Linked DNA regions of Homo sapiens: region 2 is linked to region 1. A link is an interaction called in ENCODE POLR2A ChIA-PET data of the cell type or tissue named here. Cell type or tissue: PC-9. All regions are shown on one strand.

The links. ChIA-PET counts read pairs that join two places held together with the same protein. Peaks named below come from ENCODE experiments on the same cell type or tissue, not always from the same donor. Only the 100,000 strongest peaks of a DNase experiment are listed, where the experiment ranks them.
Region 2: POLR2A ChIA-PET joins it to region 1 with 5 read pairs; 1 of 35 experiments calls an interaction of 5 or more read pairs at or near these places.

Annotation. Positions count from the first base shown.
Region 1 is chr1:73,590,398-73,598,397 of GRCh38, forward strand. It overlaps LOC105378802 (a long non-coding RNA gene), which reads right to left. Exons shown (of 3, transcript XR_001737793.1): 3 at 4,660-4,732. Among named protein-coding and RNA genes, the nearest start is that of LINC02238, 80 kb to the right of the region's middle. In PC-9, no CTCF peak of the experiment used is centred here; a DNase peak (open chromatin) is centred at 3,154; H3K4me3 peaks cover 929 bases.
Region 2 is chr1:74,218,939-74,226,938 of GRCh38, forward strand. All of the region lies in intron 3 of FPGT-TNNI3K (FPGT-TNNI3K readthrough), which reads left to right. Among named protein-coding and RNA genes, the nearest start is that of TNNI3K, 12 kb to the right of the region's middle. In PC-9, no CTCF peak of the experiment used is centred here; a DNase peak (open chromatin) is centred at 3,983.

The sequences.
Region 1 (8,000 bases):
CTTGGTTTGGCAGCTTCTTTACTCCAAACTGTTTTATCAGCAAGGTTTTTATGACCTGTATTTTGTGCTGACCTCCTATCTCATCCTGTGACTTAGAATGCCTAACCTCCTGAAAATGCAGTCCAGCAGGTTCCAGCCTTATTTTACCCAGCCCCCATTCAAGATGGAGTCACTCTGGTTCAAATGCCTCTGACAGCTGTGGACTCTTTATTTTAGGCCTGAGAAACTTCTACGAGATCTAAATAACAAGTAAACTCTAGCTATGAAGTTATCTGCATGATGAACTTTGCAAGCAGAAGGCACAGCAAGTGCAAATGACCTAACTAAGAGCAGTGTTGGAGAATTTCAGAAGCAAGCAGAAGGCATGTGCAACTGGAGAGTTCTGTGTAAGAGTGAGCTAATATGTGTCAATGAATCTACTGAAAATAATTTTCTTTTTTAAAAATGGAGAGATTTTATTTGAGTACACAATTTGCAAACCAGGGAGATACAGCCTTCACTATGAAAATGAGGAATGCAGATTTGTTTGGTTGTGATTGGTCAAAGCAGGTCACAGTGTATTGTCTAGTCCAGGAGGCTAAATGATATTTTCCAGCCATTGTTTCAGGTGGCATAAATAGGACACAGCTATGAAAGTCCCAAAGTTATGTGAGCACGTGGGTTTTCTGGGAACACATGGTTTATGTGTGACCTTTAGTGAGTACATGACCATTGCTTCTATTCTGAATTTAGCCTCAAGGACTGACTCTTTCAGGGTTTACCTATGACATGAGGTCCTGAGAGGAAGGCTGAAGCCAGATTATACAAGCCATAGCAAGGCTTGAATTTTATGCCAAACTCAACAGGAAATTACTGAAAGGCTTTAAGCAGGGGATGACATGGGAACATGTGTATTTTTTAAAAAGATTCTATGAATGAGTAAAAAATTACGTATGCAGGTAAGAAGAAAAGATCCAAAGCTCTATCAGTGAGGAGATTATACAATAGTGAAAACAAAACAATGATGGTAGGTAGAACAAAAATGGGGAAAGGGAAAAAACTACATGTATTTGGTACTCTATTAGAAAGGTAATGTCAAAAAGACTTGCCAATAGATTAGATACAGAGAGTGAAGAATAGAGAGTGCTTTGTCTTGGATGTTTTTGTTCTCTCCAAAACTCATGCTGAAACTTAATCCCCAATGCAACAGTAATGGAAAACACGGCTTAATGCAGGGTGTTTAGATCATAAGGGCTTCACCATCATGAAAAATGTGATACCAGTACTAAAAGAGCTTGTGGGAGTGGGCGCACTCTCTTTTGCTTTTCTGCCATGTGAAGAACAGTGTTTCTACCCTCCAGGGAATTTACCCTCTAAGGCACCAACTTGGAAGCAGAGACCAGGCCCTTACCAGACACCAAACCTGCTGGTTCCTTGGTCTTGGACTTCTCAGGTACAGAGCTGTGAGAAATAAATTTCTGTTCTTTATAAATTGCTCAGTCTTAGGAATTCGGTTATAGCAGCATAAACAGACTAAGATAAAGAGGGAGGACCTAGAAGGACTTTTAGTTGTATACATTAAAACCAAAAAACCTTGAATTCAAATCCAGGATATGCTATGTATTAATTCTGAGACCTTATTCAAGCAATTTGTCTTCTATTAGCTTCATTGTCCTCATTTGCAAATTGAGACAATACTTACGTTTAGATAAGAAAAATAGATAGATTTAAATAGCACTAAAAGAGGCCAGGCACGGTGGCTCACACCTGTAATCCCAGCACTTTGGGAGGTTCAGGGGGGTGGATCACCTGAGGTCAGGAGTTCGAGACCAACCTGGCCAACATGGCGAAACCTCATCTCTACTAAAAATACAAAAATTAGCCGGGCATGGTGTTGGGTGCCTGTAATCCCAGCTACATGGGAGACTGAGGCAGGAGAATCACTGGAACCTGGGAGGCAGAGGTTGCAGTGAGCCAAGACCGTGCCATTGCACTCCAGCCTGTTAACAAGAGCAAAACTCAGTCTCAAAGAAAAAAAAAAAAAAAACATACTAAAACAAATCATTAGCACAGTGTCAAGTATATAGTGAACTTTCAATAAAGGTGATATTAGTATTAATATTATGTTTACTTCAAACTGAAAAGTACCAATGGAATTCATATTTTTGCTGGAACCATGATTGTCTCTCGTTGTCTCAAGTCTGTTAAAAACAAACAACAAGAGAAGTTTTATATCTGAGGTAAATGTAATGATGTAGTTTTATACAAACCTTTATGGTGGTGTATATTTGGGTAAGACAGCATGTATCTCTGCATAACAAGAGAAATATTAGAGAAACTTACAGGGAAGAGTTTTTCTGGGTAGTCCTGTAGAAAATGAGGTTTAAAAAAAAAAGAGAAGGACATTCTGAATTGAAGGAACAGCATCAACAGAAAGACTACAGAGAAAAGTGCTTGATGCGCTTCCTGGATGGAGAATAGACCAATGTAATGAGTGCTGAGTGTCGCTGACAGAGGAGCAGAAGGGTGAGAGATAAGGTAGGTAGACAGGGACCCTGCTCTGCCCATGTTTGTTCGGCTTCAAGGTAGGCTGAGGCAAGATTTGTAAAGGGCTTTGAAAGTGTGCTATGAAGTTAGGAGTTATTCCCACAGGCAATGCAGTGTCAGAGTAATCAGAGTTTTAAGCACGATAAAATTGATGTTTTAAAAATATTACCCTTTTGGCTGTTGAAGCTGAAGTCAGAGTAAAAGCTACTAGAGCAGTAAAATGAGTTCAGAAACTGCAGGAGGTTTTTTTACTTTTTTTTTTTTAGATGAAGGTGGAAGTGGTACCTACTCGATAATTATTAAGCATATAGAGTTTTTGTCGTGCTTTATTTCCCTCATAGTCAGTCATGGGCGAAGTCAAGGTCAAAAAAACAAGTCAGGGACGTAAACCCAACCCACAGCTTCGGATTCTCGGTTCAATACTTTATGCAGCTAAATAATGTGAAAATGTGCCTGGATGCTGCCTGATAGAGGGAAGGTTCCATTTTTAATATGTAAAACTTACCTTTGTATGCACGAAATAAATTATAAGAGCTGTGCCACTTTAATCAATCTGTTTTGCTAGAACTAGGCTCTATAGCTATTAAAAGACTTCTACTTCCGGAGACTTCCTCATGCCATGCAGCTTAGTCATGCCTCCTTGAGCACATGGAGGCATGAATAAACTTTAAAAGAGAAAGAGGAATATGCCTTCACTGGTTTTGTAAACACAGCAGCCAATGTGTTTGCCTAAAGGGAGAGATCTGCCACTTTGTACGTTAAGCCTGAGTGAATTGCAGGGCTTCTAGACAGATACTCAGGAAATACATCTGCAAAGTTTTAAAATAAAATCATTACCCTATTTCCAGGGCACAAGATATATAGGGCAGCTGGCTATTTGGAAACAAAGGGTTGAAAGGTTCAAACGGAATGGTTTGTGCCTTTCAGGATCATTTGAGTCCATGGAAGTGGCTTCATACAAAGATCTATTTTTTAAATGAGGAATCAAAATTAAAGTAATCAAAGTGCTGTGCACGAGGTCAAATGGTTAAGTGGAAGACCTTCAGCTGCAACCCTGGCCTCATGATGACACATGCAGTGGGTTTTCTACCCTGCTACTTAACATGTTATGAAAACAGGGGCAGTGATTAAGCATGCTTTCACCCTGCCTTCTGATTGTGCGACTACACCCAAGAATGATATCTTCACTGTGTGTTTCCCCTCCTTGCTTCCTTCTTTCCACGGAGAAATACATTCTTTATAATTTCAAACTAAACTTTCTATTAATTTACACATGCATTGACTCATTTATTCATCAAACATTTATTATGGATCTATAAGTTAAGCACAGTGACAAAATCTCCAAGGAGGTCATAATTGGGAGATAGAGGAAGAGAGAAAGATATTAAACATTTAATCATCAGGGAGTATGAACAGTATTTGATTTTTTTTAAAGAACAGGAGAAGCAAGAATGATTAACAATTATTCTTACCCTTTAAATTGCAGAAAACATACTGCTTAAGATTCTGTTAAGCCCACAGGAAATAACCAGGCTGGCATATTTAGATTCATTTTCAAACTTTGACATAAATGAAATGAGATGTCCCCCCCAAACACCTGCTGGCCTGCCAAAGTTTGAAACTCTCATAATTTGAGACATTAAATTATTAGACAACAAAAGCAGCAACATTATTGAAAATGAGTGAATCCCAGTTAAAATCACATTAATTCACTAGCAGGATTCATTTACTTAGATTAAATTGTTGATAGATCAGACTCTTCAAACATCGATTATGAAAAAGGTGACCTCGGTGAGCATTTGGACTGTCAGTAGATTCATCTTAAACACTTTTCTCTAATGTCTTAAAAAGAAGTTCTCAATAGTTTGCTGCAATAGAAGCATGACAAAGGATCTTTGAAATAAATCAGGTTTTAGAAACCTGTCCCTCTCAAGAGACAGGAAAAAATGATGTGCTTATCCTTTCCCTCAAACTACACAAGCACAAATCACCAATACAATAAACTACTTAAATTTAAAAATCTACTCACTTCCTAAAAACAGGGTAATTAAGTCTCATTTCAATTTTTATACAAAGAATTTGCTATGGCCTGATATCATAAAACCTTGAAGTTATAAATAAGTTACTATTTACCTGTGAGAGGGACTTTAAAAGTGCACAAGAATTTCAAGTTCTTTTCAATGCTACTTTCTTCTGATTCTTTCCACTTAAAATGAAGTAAACAAAGAACAATATATAAGCAAAAAGGAAAAGTATTTGTGCTCAATCTAATATACTAAATAATACATTTAGTTTTATGGATGACTTCTCTGTTGAATTCAAAATATTATATTTATACTTTTTCTTAAAATCTTGAAAGTTTCTGTTAACTTTTGTGCATGCCACCTTCTTCAAAGCTTGCTATGTTTTAAAATATCAACCCTTAGATGATAAATAGAATTGAATAACCAAAATAGGAGGATACTTCATACTTGATTTAAAATTAATCTTTAGTCATTATCATTAAAACTCTTTTCTAGTTCTAAGGAGAAACTTGTTCAAGGCTTCTGATAACCGTATCTCTGAGGAGGAGAAAATGGTGGCTTCCTTAGAGTGAGAAAATCCACTGGCGCTCATAGGGTCTGGGCCTTATCATGGGGCATCAGACATGGACCAAGAGACACGAATCTAACAGCACTGAATTGGAGGGTGGATGGAGGGAAGGCCAAGGTTACACCCTTACCTTTTCAATGTCTCTAACTCATTAGATCTTTTTGATCCTGTACTTCTGTGGCCTTATTCATGTCTGTCTTATCTGATGAACTCATTAGCTTAATTACTGTCTGTACTAGCATTTGCCAGACCTTACTACTATGAAATGAATTTCACAAAGTTTGACCCAGAAGCTATCTGCATCAGAATCACCTGAAAACTTGTGACAAAGGCAGGTTACCACAGACCTACTGTCTGAAGATGGGTCTGATAACCCTTTATTTCAAACCAGCACCCCAAGTGATTTTCTTCCAAGATTAAGTTGGAGAAACACTGATTTTACAACATGAGAAATAGTTATTCTAGAAGTTGGTATCAAGCCTTTGGCTGCAAAATCTGAACCAATACTTTACTGAACTCTCAGCTTATTGATGACATTTCCTATTTCCCTTTTAATGATACAGAAATAGCATAGCTATGGAAATGATGGGCTTTAGAGTAAGGCAAACCCAAGTTCCATTTTGCCTGTCTTTTCACCCATGGAAGAGATAAATCAATGCCTCCTCAAGTGTTTTGGTTATTGTCTGTCTTCTACAGGAGATAAAACGCCATGAAAATAGTGTTCCAGATCAACTTTCTCTGTATCCTCAGCATCTCAGACAGCCAACAGAACATAGTAATTGCTCAAAAAATACTTGTGAGTTTATTGCAGATGTTAATTTGATAAAATTTGTATATAAAATTGTAATGGGACCTGAAAAGTAAACTTAGCTATTGCTACTATTACTACTATTATTATTATTACTTTAAAATATGAGAAGTTTCAAAATAAGATAAATTAGTCATAACAGATATGTAGACTCTGGTTCTCTTCAGAAGAAAAATAAAGGGAGATTAAATTTTATTTAAGAATGCATATTTCATTTCAGCAAAATAGATTATTCCGATTCAGAGCAGAAATATTTACAGGTAATAGAAATCATACAACTGGAATGTAAGTTTACTCAGGTATATGAGTGCTTAGAAAAGTAAAATTAAAGCTTATAAATTTTTCTTTTTATGAATAGCTCAAGGTAGATTTGGAACTCCCTTGAAAAAAAATCAGAATGGTGGCAACTAGCCTTTGGTTAATGGCTTAGATTTATTTAAGAGATGGTGTCTTTCTCTCTTGCCCAGGCTGGAGTACAGTGGGACAATCACATCTCAGTACAGCCTTGAACTCATGTGCTCAAGTGATCTTCCCACCTCAGCCTACTGAGTAGCTGGGACTCCAAGTTTGCACCACCAAATCTTTAGATTATTTTTAAAAGGGGAAGAATGTATGTACATCTTCCCATATAAGTAAAGTTGAATTATGAGACTAACTGTGTACCTGTGCTGCCAGAGATTCTCAAATAGAGCCTAATGGTGTCCTTGGATAAAACTAACGTTACAGCCAAAGTTATGATGAGGCCCATCTAATCTTCTGCCATTTGTTGTCATCAACTCACTCATGCACCTCTGCAAATCTCTGTCCAAATATCACCTGATTGGAGAAGCTATTTCTGCTTCCTCACCTTACATGGTGAGTGCAAAAGTAATTGTGGTTTTTGCAATGTTGAAATTTGCCATTTGATAGTGGAATGCTTTCTTAGACAAACGTGGCTGTGTTACACATCATTTTAAGGGGATTTCTCACTTTATGTTTTTTGTTAATGATTATTACTTGCTGTTTATGTTTATTTTAGAATAAGGAAATGATGTTAGACAAAAAGCAAATTTGAACAATTTTCTTATTTAAAACTGGTCATAAAGCAGTGGAGACAACTCGCAACAACAACAATGCATTTGGCCCGGGAACTGCTAACAAACGTACAGTGCAGTGGTGGTTCAAGAAGTTTTGCAAAGGAGAGGAGATCCTTGAAGATGAGGAGCACAGTGGCTGGCCATCGGAAGTTGGCAACAACCAATTGAGAGCAATCATTGACACTGATCCTCTCACTATAGAAGTTGCCGAAGAACTCAATGTAGACTCTACATTCAAATGCTGAATGACTCTATGGTCATTCAGCATTTGAAGCAAATTGTAAAGATGAAAAATCTCAATAAGTGGGGCCTCATAAGATGACTGAAAATTTTAAAAAGTCACTTATTCTACACAACAAGAAGGAACTGTTCCCTGATCAGATTGTGAACATGCAAGGAAAAGTGAATTTTATATGAAAACCGCCAATGACCAGCTCCGTGGTTGGACTGAGAAGCTTGAAAGCACTTCCCAAAGCCAAACTTCCACCAAAAAAAAAGGTCATAGTCATTGCTTGGTCTACTACCACTCTGATCAACTACCATTTTCTGAATCACAGTGAAACCATTACTTCTGAGAAGTATGCTCAGCAAATCAATGAGATGCACCAAAAACTTCAAAGCCTGCAGCCACATTGGTCAACAGAAAGGGCCCAATACTTCTCCATGGCAATACCCGACTATATGTTGCACAACCAACACTTCAAAAGTTGAACAAATTGGGCTACAAATTTTGCCCTATCCGCCATATTCACCTGACTTCTCACCAACCAACTACCACTTCAACCATCTTGACAACTTTTGCAGGGAAAATGATCCCACAATCAGTAGGATGCAGAAAATGCTTTAAAAGAGTTTGTTAAATCCCGAAACACAGATTTTTATGCTATAGGAATAAACAAACTTATTTCTTATTGGCAAAAAATGTGTTCATTATAATGATTCCTATTTTGATTAATAAAGATCTATTTGAGCCTAGTTATAATGATTTAAACTTCACG
Region 2 (8,000 bases), 630 kb after region 1:
ATTTCCAAGAACAGTTTTATTTCTTTGATCTTTCTTTCATGATAATGAGGTAGATGTGTACAGGATTGAACATTACATTTCAAATGTAATCCCAACAGACTTGCAACAAGCAAATTTTTTATGTTATTCTTTATAAAATGATACCTCTGTTTAAACCACTCACTTTCTTCAACATACTATGAATTCATATATAATTTGTGTATTTCTCCCACTTACAGAACACTGGCTTATACCACTCTTCAGGTACTTCTCTCCTCCAATAATTATATTGTGTTTTTGTGGGGTTTTTTTTTTTTAGCTTTTCTAAGTTCTTTTGGTTTGATTACATGTTTCTTTTTGTAACTCTTTTTATCTTTTCTGTTCATAGTTTCTACCATTGCTGCTACTTTATATAATTTCTCTGTCATTTGATATTTATGACTTTGCCTAATTTAGCCTCATCAATTTTTAGTCCCCAAAAAAAATCCAAGATGAAATTTAAATTACTTTGGTCCCATCAATTTTGTTTAATTTGTTTACTGTGTAAAACAATAATAGAGATTTTAATGAACATCATCTTAATAAGTTTTCTAGTTCTCTGATGTGATATAATCTAAATTGTGTCCAGACTCTTGATTTATCATATTTTAGATATTAAATTGTTATTTATTTTCCCACTGTCTAAGATTTTTAAAAATCTACAAGTAGCAAGACTTATTGCAAATCATGCCAGATTCAAAAATCCTTCTGTACTACTAGCCCGATTAACCCTTTCTTCCTCTTTCATAGCATGTGGAAGTTTTTTTTTTTTTTTTTTGATACTCATCAAAAGCTACTTTGTAAAATAAGTTAGTTAGATTTTTGAATATCAAATTAGGTTGTAAGCTCTGTAAGCAAGGGCCCTGCCTTATACTTCCTTATAGACAAGCTGTGTCAAACCACTTTTTGGAGTTTTATTTTATTTCTAATTCAAGGACCTAACCTCAGCAGATTCTGATTTAGTTGATCACGAGTAGGTTCTTGTAATTGTAGTTTGTAAAATCTCCCTGAAAGTCTGGTTTGTAAGTTATTGCTAGAACATCAAATCCCTTGTATAAATTACTAATGCTAGCAACTCCAACTAATGCAAAAACCTCTTAAGGATTACATATACAGGAAGATGAGGAAAACAAAGAGACTAATATTTGTGTGAATTTTCCTTGCATAGAATTTCAAAAGCCTGTAGTATTTAGGCTGCAGAATTGCAATGGCCTACTCTAGTTTCACTTTACCTCTTTTCCGACCTTAGCAATATTCCTCTTACTGAAGGAATGTATTCTAAGCAATTCAATTGGTTCAGTCCCTTTCAGTTCAGTTCAATTTTATTCAGTTCAATTCATTCCAAAACAATTAAATTTATGTCTATACTTATAAGGAACTGTGGTGGGCTATTTCAAATGCAAAGATGCCTGCATTCAAGTTACTTATTGCCTGGGAGGAGGGATAAAAGCATTAATTCTATATTCTATAATAAATCCCTTAATAGAAGCAGATGCTGCATGGATAGCAACTTAGAGTAGGATTTAAATGTGTTTAATTTCTTGCCTATTCTTAAACTACATATATGTATTGTATATATGTATATATATTTATGTAATGTATACATTGTATTATATATAGTATATATGCACACATATAAAATTATAGTATAAACTTACCAAATATAAATATGTTTAGTCTTCAAAATGAAATAGTTACTAACAGCCATCTTCAGTAACATTAAAGGATGCAGCCCTGATAGATCATCTCAAGGTGACTTTGTAAATTAGTACATGTCCAGACTCTGTAGAAGAAATGAGTTTTATATAATAAGTCAAAGAGAGAATATATAGTCTTTAGGGGACCCGAACATAACTATTGTAGTTCACTAATAGGTTAACTGTTATATAGCTGCACCGAGCATCATGGGCAATGAGAGTTTCAGAAAGATAATGATGGAGTTAATTTGTGAAAACTCTCATGTGATAATATGCATTTCTCTCTCGTTCTGATATGCTTAAGGCCTACACATTTTCCAAATGCCGTGTTACCCTTTACCATAGGCCCTATCATTTATTCTCTGGCTGTATATATGAACTAGGGAAATATGGGTGATAATTTTAGGTAACTATTTGTGTACTCAGACCTAGACCTCAACCTGGGAAACTCCGGCCAGCAGTTAGGAAATGATAACACATGGTGAGCCAACTTAAACAAATAGACTCAAGACTTGTAATCAAATCCAGTATATTCTATTATGATTTAATAAACCCAGGCATCAGAAACACCACAGTTAGAATTGTCTTTGCATCATTTGCTTTGGACCTCAAGAGGGGGTGACCTTAAATTATAAAGTTACTGGTACGGGAAGAATGAGACCCCCGGACAACACAGAGGTGCTTCTAACACCTTTGCATGTACAATTTCCTTATGTAATTCAGAACATGCCTCTTAGTATTGATGACAATTTCATTTTTAAAGTTTCTAGCTTGAGCTTAAGTCCATTAATTCACAATTTTTCTTCTCCATTAGTGTGAACTTCATGTGACCAAATTATGGGTTTAAGAGACAAAAAAGGGTATGAGATACAACGGGAGCAGCAAGGACAACATGGCCAAAATGTTCTGTGAAGTTGGTAAAGACTCCTCAGAACAGCTGACATTTTGAAGCAGGAATATGACTTTCCTGGAGATAAAGGCAAGAATACTAGAGCAATCACTCTCCATATTACCAGACAAGGAAGTACAATTTAGGCTTACTAGTAGCAAGAACTCCTAAAAATGGCTTTCTGTGAAAACAAGTGGTCTTGAAATTCATAATAATTATAGTCTACTCTTGATAATCCATGTTGAAGAAGGGGAGTACAGTTGTAAGGAAAACATGAAGTTTTTCACAAATTGTAATTAAAATGTAAATCTTTTTGTATATACTTAGATACTAAACTTGAATTCTGGTTGGGAAGGGTATATTATTTGGATGCCAATAAAATGAGATATAAATCTATGAGGACATATGTTGAATTGGAAGCACTCAACTTGGGTTTATTATTAAAAGTCTGCCTGGCATTAAGGATGCACTCAAATATTACTTGCTATAACAAGTCCCTAAATAATTGGCTTCAGAGACAATAGTCTCTGCAAAAAGAAATCAGAAATCTGTGTGACCATACAAACTGCAACTTTCTATTAATTCACCAAATGAAATGTGTTGATCCACTAATGGGGTTATGAATGAAAGCTGAGTTTTTTTTTTTTTTTTTACCCCAACAGCATTATACTAACTCCTAGCACTCCTTTAAATTTTATGCAAGATGTTAAAGATTATATATGTGGAATTTCAAGTATGAAAAGAGCCAGTCTAGCTCCACAACTAAATATACAATGTATAGAAACAAAATACAATTGAATCAGAGTTAGTTCTTATTGGTGGAGTGCTGAGCTTGCCAATACGATGAAGGAAGATCATGAACCTTTGCGTACACACAAATTGCTAATGCTATTTCTGCCACTGTTATAGAGAATGGTGACAAGGGGGTTAAAAAACATAGTACATGATAACTATAATCACCATTCTGGCATTAAGAAGATATAGGAGAAGATGTAACAAAAATAATGGTAACTACAGACAGAGAGCTTACTGAGACTTTCTCTGCTTGGCGGGAATAAGCAAAGAACTGGTCCTATGGAATCACTCATCATGCTAACTCAAAGATCTTACATAAACCAAGAGGCATGGTGCTTAGATAATGCTCTTCTGTCTCAGGGCCTTCAACTTTTTTTTTTTGAGACAGGGTTTCGCTCTTGTTGCCCAGGCTGGAGTGCAATGGCGCGATCTCGGTTCAGGCATGGCATTTCCCTTAAAGTTGAAGAACTACCAGGACCGATTTTAATTTTAAGTGGCCACAGTGTAGCAGACACAGCAGCTTCCTGCTTTCTCTATCACTGGAGTCTGCTGCAGTAAGCAACAGGGAATTAGTCACTGAGTCAACAAGGGGGAACCACCCAAACTTGTTTATTTAATTTTGCTACATAATAGCTACATATCTATGGATTCTCTAACAACCACATTATATAGTCCCACTTTTCAAATCTTTAAATAATTTGTCCTGCCTATATCAAAATGTATTTCTTTTCACTTTGAGGAACAGCCACAGGTAGATAATTGACAAGTGAAAAGAAAACTCTCAAAAAGAAGAGGAAAGAGTAAAGAGGACTTGGTCATCCATCTTCGATACCAGCTCAGTCACGGTAGAATATGGCACCAGTCAGAGTCATGAGGTGCCCCTTCTAGGCTCTAGCTTCAGGACAACATTTCTAAACATACCCTGGGCCAGAAACGAACCTGCTGCCCTGAAGGGAAGGACCAAGTTTTGGCAGGACCCATCACCTGCTGACTAAACAGCCTTTGGGCCCTGAATAACCAGCAGTGATACTTAGGTTGTATGCTGTGCACTTTGGGTGAGACTCTGAGACTTGCTGGATTCAGATGAGACTCAGCACTTTTCCAGCTGTGGTAGCTACAGGGAGAGACACCTTCTACTTGAGAAAAGCAGAGAGAAAATAAAGGGGACTTTGTCTTGCAGCTTAGGTATCAGCTCAGCCACAGTCAGGAAGAGCACCAAGCTCTTAAGGTCCCTAATTCCAGGCCTTGGCTCTTGGACAGCGTTTTGAGACCTGCCCTGGGCTAGAGGTGAGACCATTGCCCTGAAAGTTGAGTCCCGGGCCAGGTGGCATTCACCACAAGCTGACTTAACAGCCCTTGGGTCTTAAAGGAACATTGGCAGTAGTCTGGCTGTACTCCTCATGGGCCAGTGATGGTGGTAGTCACTGTGTGACGTTCCTCTGCCTATGGAAAGGGGAGGGAAGAGTGGAAAAGACTGTGTCTCATTGTTTGGGTGCCAGCTCAGCCAAAGTGCAATAAAACACCAGGTAGACTTCCAAGGTTTTGACTTTAGTACCTGGCTCCAAGATGGCACCTCTGGACCTGCACAGGACCTGGAGAATCTTGCCATCCTGAAAAGTAGGACACAAACCTGATTGGCTTTCCCCTCCTCCTGCTGATTATAGAGCCCAGAGCCTTGAGTGAACATAGGCGGTAGCCAGGTAGAGGTTATAGTGGATCTTGAGTGAGACCCAGTGTGAAGCCCCAGTGGTGGTGGCCACAGGGATGCTTGTGTCATCCCACTTCCAGTTTCAGTCAGCTCAGGACAGAGAGAAAGATTTTGTTAGTTTGTGAGAAAGTAAGGGAAGAGAACAAGAGTCTCTGCCTAAAAATTCAGAGAATTATTCCAGATCTTATCCAAGACTATCAAGGTAATACCTCCACAAGTCTCCAACAGTTATAGCATTAATAGGCTTGGGGTGCCCCTGAATACAGATGTGGCTTAGACAACAACACCCAAGTACTTTGGAATACCTGGAAAGTCTTCCCAAGAAGAACAAATACGAACAAGCCCAGACAGCAAAGATTACAATAAACACCTTACTCTTCAATGCCCAAAGATGAATATCCACAAACATCAAGGCTTTTCGGGAAAACATGATGTTGCCAAATGAACTAAATAAGACACGAGTGACCAATCCTGCAGAGACAGAGATATTTAATTTTTCAGAGAATTTAAAGTAGCTGTTTTGAGGAAACTCAAAGAAATTCAAGATAACACAGAGAACTCAGAATTCACTCAGAGAAATTTAACAAAGAGATTGAAATAATTTTTTAAAAATCAAGCAGAAATTATGGAGTTTAGAAATGCAATTGGCATATATTGAAGAATGCATGAGAGTCTTAATAGCAGAACTGGTCAAACAGAAAAAAGAACTAATGAGCTTAAAGACAGGCTATTTGAAAATACACAGAGGAGACAAAAGAATAAAAAAGAATGAAGCATGCCTACATGATCTAGAAAATAGCCTCAAAAGGAAAAATCTCGGAGTTAATGGCCTTAAAGAGGAGGTAGAGAAGGAGCTAGATAGTGATAAAATATCCAAAGGGATCATAACAGAGAACTTCCCAAATCTAGAGAAACACATCAATGTCCAAATACAAGAAATCTATAGAACACCAAGCAGATTTAACCCAAAGAAGACTACCTCAAGGCATTTAACAATCAAACACCCAAAGTCAAGGATAAAGAAAAAAATCCTAAAAGCAGCAAGAGAAAGGAAACAAATAACATATAATGGAGCTCCAGTACATTGGCTGAAGACTTTTCAGTGGAAACCTTACAGGTCAGGAGAGAGTGGCATAATATATTTAAAGTTCTGAAGAAAAAAAAACTGTTACCGTAGCATAGTATATCTGGTGAAAATATTCTTCAAACTTGAAGGAGAAATACTTTCTCAGACACACTAAGGCTGAGGAATTTCATCAACACCAGACCTGTCCTATAATAACTGCTAAAGGAAGTACTTCAATCCGAAATAAAAGGGAGTTAACGAGCAGTAAGAAATCATCTGAAAGTACAAAACTCACTGGTAATAGTAAGTAAAAACACAGAATATTATAACACTCTAACTGTGGTATGTAAACCACTCAAGTAGAAAGACTAAAAGACGAGCCAATCAAAAATAACTACAACAACAAATTTTTAAGACATAGATAGTACATTAAGATATAAATGGAAACAACAAAAAATTAAAAGTGGGGGCACAAGTTAAGGTGTAGAGTTTTTATTTGTTTTCTCTATGCTTATTTGTTTATGCAAAGAGTGTTAAGTTGTTATCAGCTTAAAATAATGGGTTATAAGATAGTATTTGCAAGCCTCATGGTAACCTCACATCAAAAAACATGTGGTAGATACACAAAAAATAGAAAGCAAGAAAACAAATCATACCACCAAAGAAAATCACCTTCACTGAAAGGGAGGCAGGAAGGAAGATAGGGAGAGAAAATCACAGAACAACTAGAAAATAAATTAAAAAATAGCAGGAACTAAGTCCCTATTTATCAATAATAATATTGAATGTAAATGGGATAAACTTTCAAATTAAAAGACATAGACTGGCTGAATGGATGGAAAAAAAGACTCAATAATCTGTTGCCTACAAGAAACATACTTTGTCTATAAAGATACATATAGGCTGAAAATAAAGGGATGAAAAAAGATATTCTATGCCAATGGAAACCAAAAAAGAGCATGAGTAGCTATACTTATATCAGAAAAAAATAGATTTCAATACAAAAGCTAAAAAAAGAGTCAAAGAAGTCATTACATAATGGTATAGGGGTCAATTCAGCAAGAGGATATAACAATTCTAAATATATATGCACCCAACACTGGAGCGCTCAGGTATATAAAACAAACTTTGTTAGAAGTAAAGAGAGAGATAGGCCCTAATACAATAATAGCTGGAGACTTCAACACCCGACTTTTCAGCACTAGATAGATAGTCTAGACAGGAAATCAACAAAGAAACATTGGACTTTGTCTGCACTATGCACCAAATAGACGAAATAGGTATTTACAGAACATTTCGTCAAATGGCTTTGGAATACACATTTTTTCCCTCAGCACTTGGGTCATTCTCAAGGACAGATCATATGTTAGGTTACAAAACATGTCTTGAAACATTCACAAAAATTGAAATAATATCAGGGATCTTCTCTGGCCACAATGGAATAAAACTAGAAATCAACATGAGAAATTCTGGAAACTGTACAAACACAAGGAAATTAAACAATATGCTCCTGAATATTCAGTGGGTCAATGTAGAAATTAAGAAGGAAATTGAAATATTTCTTGAAACAAATGTTAGTGGAAACAAAATATACCAAAATCTTTGGGATACAGCGAAAGCAGAACAAGAAGGAAGTTTATAGCGATAAGTGCCTACATCAGAAAAGTAGAAAAACTTCAAATACACAGCCTAATGATACACCTTAAAGAACTAGAGAAGCAAAACCAAGCCAAACCCAAAATTAATAGAAAAGAAATAATAAAGACTAGAGCAAGAAAAATGAATTTGAAATAAAATGTCAATGAAACAAAAAGGGTTTTTCTTGAA